2 separate regions of the Homo sapiens genome follow, and region 1 is linked to region 2. Evidence: chromatin loops called from intact Hi-C (ENCODE). Cell type or tissue: K562. All regions are shown on one strand. Links, peaks and the distances in the headings refer to the core of each region. The heading gives the core; the rest is flanking DNA.

Evidence for each region. A loop is a pair of places that touch in the nucleus more often than their neighbours do. Peaks named below come from ENCODE experiments on the same cell type or tissue, not always from the same donor. Only the 100,000 strongest peaks of a DNase experiment are listed, where the experiment ranks them.
Region 1: a loop joins it to region 2, with 5 times the contacts of the local background. A loop is called at or near these places in 1 of 110 quality-filtered maps.

What each region holds. Positions count from the first base shown.
Region 1 is chr17:28,597,767-28,600,672 of GRCh38, forward strand. It overlaps SPAG5 (sperm associated antigen 5), which reads right to left and starts at 1,259. Exons shown (of 24, transcript NM_006461.4): 1 at 1,130-1,259; 2 at 744-869. The coding sequence starts at 1,180. SPAG5-AS1 (SPAG5 antisense RNA 1) reads left to right here and starts at 1,367. Exons shown (of 3, transcript NR_040012.1): 1 at 1,367-1,480; 2 at 1,932-2,089. RefSeq lists enhancers at 921-1,465, 1,690-1,769 and a silencer at 1,170-1,479. In K562, for the core only: no CTCF peak of the experiment used is centred there; DNase peaks (open chromatin) are centred at 1,315, 1,945 and 2,265; H3K4me3 peaks cover 2,443 bases.
Region 2 is chr17:28,925,059-28,927,964 of GRCh38, forward strand. It overlaps PHF12 (PHD finger protein 12), which reads right to left. Exons shown (of 15, transcript NM_001033561.2): 3 at 1,933-2,005. It overlaps LOC101927018 (a long non-coding RNA gene), which reads left to right and starts at 1,217. Exons shown (of 2, transcript NR_110803.1): 1 at 1,217-1,670. RefSeq lists enhancers at 969-1,018, 1,039-1,218. In K562, for the core only: no CTCF peak of the experiment used is centred there; DNase peaks (open chromatin) are centred at 201 and 1,213.

The DNA.
Region 1 (2,906 bases), core at 255-2,754, 330 kb before region 2:
CTATACAGCTATAACAGTAGCTGTATGTGATGATCCAGTTTGGCCTTGAGCTTTCTAGAAGGCAGAGCAAGAGGGAAAATATGGTAAACTACATAGTTCTCATTATCAGAAAGAAAAGGATAGCAATTTCTTCAGGAAGACAATTTTTCCAGGCAGTTAGTCCTAAAGCCTTTCTTGGAGGAATCTTATACAGGAGTCAAGCTGCTTCCTTGACAAGTTTTGACAGCAACTGAAATGCAGTTTCTACATGGCTACGTCTCTCAAAACGTTTAACAAAAGTACAAATCAGTGAGGGCAATTCTGCAAGGAGCTAGTTTAAACTAAGGTGATTCAAGTACCCTACCTTCCAGTGGTGTAACTTGATCCCAGGAGAGTTCTAACTACCTCCTAGAGTAAATGGATATTGCCTCAATCTTGCAGGTGACTGACCTTTCCGTAAGTGACCCCATGTTGGAGGAAGAGCACTAATCAGGGTGGTAGGATTTCTCAATAGTTTGATAAAGGTCGAAGGGAGGAGGAGGAGGTAATAAAAACTAACAGCTAAACAGAGATTCAAGTTCTCACTGGATTTCCTTTAACCACCCTAGGGCACCTCTCTGTTGGCCTGAATAGCTGTAAATGGATGTCACCGACGTAGAAGACTTCATTATCGTTATTAATTATTGTAGCCCTGGCCCTCTGTTCCCCTGAGCTCTCACCCTGGGCAAACAGCCCAGTCGAGAAGCTGTCCAGGCGAATCTCACCTGCAGCCCCAGCTTGCACAGTGATGGGGTCAGCGAGGAGCAAGCGGGGGATCTTTTTCCAGAGTTGGTGAGGGCACCGGGCTGCAGGGTAAGTTCACGGAGAGGAGTTCTCATAGATGGTTTTCCCTGAGAAAGAAACCAAGAAAGAGGGCGAGTGTGAGGAAGCCTGGGTTCTGCCAGCCCGCCCCTCCTCCCTCCCTAAGAAGCCCAAAATGCGATTAGAAGAGTACGCTCGCACCCTAGTCGCGCAGGAGCAGCAAGGCGAACAAAGACTCCACAAGCCCCCAACCCCGGGCTCGACCCAACTTTCCAGGACAGTAGACACGGCCGGTGCCCCCGCGACAGCAGCCCGGCCCAGTTCTCTCCGCCAGAGATCTCCCGCTTACCGTCTGGGGCGAAGGCGACAGGCTGAGGCTCAGTTTTTTCACTCGCCACATCTTCAACCAGAAGGCAGGCCTATCACGTCTCAGACCAAGTCGAGGACGCCATGTTCACCCGCCGTCTGTGTTTGAACCTGCTCTGCGCTTCCTGGTTGGCTGCTTCAGGCGCGCGCGTACGCTCGGGGGTAGAGCCCGGGGGGCGGGGCCCGCGTTGACCACGCCCCCGGCCCTGCCTGCCCCTCCGTTGTCGAGCGTTTTCCGCTGACGGAGCCCTCACCTCAGACACCGGCGGTAGGGCTGGATGCGGGCCCGGCCCAGGACCGGTCTTCTGTCCTCACACCGGGGAGGACCACGCAGGTAGCTGGAGAGTCCAGGAGTCCATCCCTCCTGCTTCCAGCGGACCTCCTCACATCCATGGTGTTCATATCCAAGTTGTCTCCGTGGATGGAGAAGAGGAATCCTCTCCCTAGGTCTCCCTCAGTCCTCTCCAGCCGCAGCCTTGACGGGAAAGAGCCGGCCAGGGAGTCTAGAAGCCGAAGCGGTGCCGAGCGGCTTCCCTAGGCTTGGTGGGCCCGCGTCCGGGACGGCCCGGGCCGTGGTTCTCGACCTGGGCTGTAATGTCTCCAGAGTTTCTGGGCTTTTCCTGGGACTTACTCAGGCCGGCTACCAGTTTACTGGGCTAACCGCCTACATGTATTGAACATTGAGTGTGTGCCTGGCGCTATGCCGAATGCCGTGTAGTAGCTCATTTAATGCGCATAAGGACCTACGTAGTGAGAAATACTATAAATATCCCCATTTGTGACAGGAAGGAGCTGAGTCAGAGAGACCGTGTGTAATTTGCTCAGCGTCACACAGATAGTAAACGGCAGAGCCGCTCTTCCTCCCTGTCCCGCCAGCTCCTGCCTTCTGCTGTCTTGGATCTCCTATGCACGGGAAACCTGTTGAAGGTAGGACAGCCGAAAGGTCAGTATTCAGAGTGAGCCGTTTGCGAAGGTGTGTGTGCTTTGCACACTCACGGCGCCCTGTTTACACTCTGCAAGTCTTAATACATAGGGGGAAAGCAGCAGTCCAAAGAGGAGGAACTATGATGTTATAAACTGCAGCGTCCTCAGGGACGGGCTCCTCTAGCATTGTGTTGTCCAGTACGTTAGCCCTAGCCATAGTGGCTTTTGAGCACTTCAGATGTGACTAGTCCCAGTGGGAATGTGCTATAAATGTAAAACACTGTACAAACTGGATTTCAAACACGTCGTATGAAAAAAAGAATGCAAAATATCGCCAGGTGCGGTGGCTCATGCCTGTAATCCCAGCACGGAGGAGACAGAGGCAGGAGGATCCTTTAAGCCCAGGAGTTCGAGACCTGCCTCGGCAATATAGTGAGACCTATGTCTACAAAAAAAAAATTTGGGCCGGGCACGGTGGCTCACGCCTATAATCCCGCACTTCGGGAGGCCGAGGCAGGCGGATCACCTGAGGTCAGGAGTTCGAGACCAGCCTGCCCAACACGGCGAAACCCCGTTTCTACTAAAAATACAAAAATTAGCCAGGTGTGGTGGCACACGCCTGTAATCCCAGCTACTTGGGAGGCTGAGGCAGGAAGAATCTCTTGAACCTGGGAGGCGGAGGTTGCAGTGAGCTGAGATGGCACCACTACACTCCAGCCTGGGTGACAGAGCTAGACTCCGTCTCAAAAAAAAAAAAAAGTTAAGCCAGGGGTGGCAGGGTTGGGGGCACACACCTATAATCCCAGCTTGGGAGGATCGCTTGAACCTAGTTCAAG
Region 2 (2,906 bases), core at 125-2,624:
TGGGGAAATGGAAAAAGATTAAGTGTACTCAGTAGGACTGGATATCTGATAGTACATTTTCCTCCAGGACTCCAAATAGAGTGGTCAAATGAAGGTTTAACACTGATCTCCAGGTAGGAGACCTGTGATCTTGTCCTATTTCTGCCACGGATCCCCTCTGACCTTGTGGTGACTCAGGCTGGTGGGCAGGAATTTCTTCATCTGTAAAATGAGACAGAAAAATCTTTCTCCTCCTCCTCTCAGGGATATGGTGGAGGGAGATAAAAAGGGTCATATATACGAAAGGGATAATTTGGAGTTGGAGTAGGACCTAGTCTTCCACTACGAATCATGATAGGGCCTGAATGTCAGGAGCTGATGAAGGCCAGAGGATGTATTATTTCAATCCACTTCAGTGTAAATACAAGAGGCCAAAGGGGAGTAGTGCTGGTGATGGTGGAAAAGGCAGACTTGGCACTGGTAGGCAGAGGTCCATGTGAAAGGTAAGAGAGGCATCTCAGGAGAAGTGCCATGTTAGAAAAGGGCATACTGTAATCCCCAACAAGTAGCTCTCCTTCTAGAAAACTGATGAAGAGGTAACAGAGGTTTGGAATGAGAGAATTTGGTTCAAACATTGGTTCTGTCAATACCTTTGAGTCCTTGGGAAAGTTAATCTACATTTTTGAGCCTCCGTTTCTTCCTTTCTAAAATGGAAACCTACGGCCAGCATTCGGTATCCATCTATGGCTGGATGGATAGATAATGGGATAACGTAATTAAAACACCTGGCACACGATGGGCACTAACATAATATTTCCTTTTCTCCACCGTCTTTACCCCTTTTCCTTCAGCTCCCCTAAACCTTTTCAGGTCCAGCTTTTTTGAGTGGCAAGTTTGAGAGGGCTCCTGGCTGGCAGGTGCCTCTAACAGGCCCTGCTCTAACCTAATTAGGGATGCACAGGAAAGGATCTTGGAAGGTGGAGAGGCTGGAAGACAGCCTGGTTTATGGAGAAATTTAACTACAGCTGTGGTTAGGTGGTTGACCTGGCTTTGGCTTGCTTTTAAATATGAACCCTTATGCACGTATTTGAAAAATAATGTCTGCTTGTTTACTTTCTTTCTTAAAGGCTGAAACTGTTACACACATAAACCACAATCTTAATCATCTCATCCTGTTTCTGCAACCAAGGAAGTCATCATTCATTGTGACATCATGTTCGGGGACCAGGCAAATAGAGGTGAGGTCACAACATAGGAAAGTTGCTTGGTGTATAATTAGTGTGGGGAGCACAGGGGGGTGGATTACAATGCACAGACAAATTCTAATCCATAGCCTGTAATTTGAGGGTTGGGTCAATCATAATTTGGGTGCAAGCACACCTACTTCCTTTTTTAATAAGGGAGAATTTAGCTCTTGTTACCCACAAGAGTTCTCAAAGTAGAAAATAATAAACCATGTTCTTGAAGCCAGTACTGAATTATCAAAGCTGAAGGAAGGGAAGCTAAAGAAAGATTAGGCAACTTGGGGTACAAATGCGTTCAAAATCCTCTCCGTCAGTATGCCAAGTCTCTGGATACCAGTGACTTATTTGCCCTGGGGTGAGAGAAAACTCCATTTTCCATCAAGCTGGAGAAGCAGCCTTTGTTTTTCAGCCATGGATAAGGCCACTTATTAGGAGGACAACAAGAAGGTAAGACTACTCCTGTCACTAGTGACTAAACATGGCTCAGTAAGTTAACACACCTCTTCTGCCCATTTCAGCAGCCCATGTTTGGATTTTTAGGCCCTACTGGATTCCAAACAGTCACCATGGGAAGAGTGGGGTGATTCCAGGGCTGGAAGAGACAAGAAGAAGGGACAAGAATGCCTTCAGGGCTAGGCCGTCTTAGCTCTAGCATATCAGTGCTCTGGATCAGGCTTTCTGGACAGTCTTCAGAAAGCAGCATTATTACCTTTCGGCGAACAGTGCACCGGTGACACATCCACTCTCCAGGAGGCAACATTTCTTCACTCAGTGGAGGGTTACTGTGGGGAACAGACAAGGGCAAGACTAAATAACTAGCCCTTTGAGGCAGTAGGAAAAGCCTAGCTAGGTTTGCATGTTCCTAAACTCCTATTGTGGCCAGTCCTGCAGGACTGCTAGGGTTGTCTCCTCCAAAATGCCTAAGTCAGCATCACTCATAATAACCTAAGGAGTGACCATCCCTTCCCACACCTTAGAGAGAGAAGCCAAATCCAGAGCTATTAACACTGGGTTTGTAGGGAAAGGTATAATAAAATAACTGAGAGGTCCTCCACACTGTTTTCTTAAAGCCTGTTAGTGTAGAGCCAAGCTTTTCTAACTGCTGTTCAAAGCCCTGTCACATGGTCCCACCGTTCCATCTTCCCAGACCCCTTCAGGTGCTCTTCCCACTATTCAAATGGAAGACTTCCTATTTCTTCCTCTAGAATACTCTTCCTTTAGAAAGCTATGCCTGTCAAAACTCTATTCATCCTTTCATACCTGCCTCAATCAGCTGTGATGGATTAAAGACAGCTGCAAATTATCTGCTCTGCCTCCCATCCACAGGTAGTCCCTTTCCCTCCTCTTGAATTGTGCTTGTCTTATGACTTGCTTTGACCACAGAATGCAGCAGAGGTGACAATGTTGCAACTTCCAAAGCTTGGCCTTAAGAGATCTGCAGATTCTATTTTTTAAGAAATATGCTTGGAAAGTTCCATCTCAGAGCCCTGCTGTCATGCTATGAGAGAGGACATGGAGGAGACAAGGTATTCCAATCAACAGTTTTGGGCTGGGCGTGGTGGCTCACACCTGGAATCCCAGCACTTTGGGAGGCCGAGGCTGGTGGATCACTCGAGATCAGGAGTTCAAGACCAGCCTGGCCAACATGGCGAAACCCCATCTCTACTAAAAATATAAAAATTA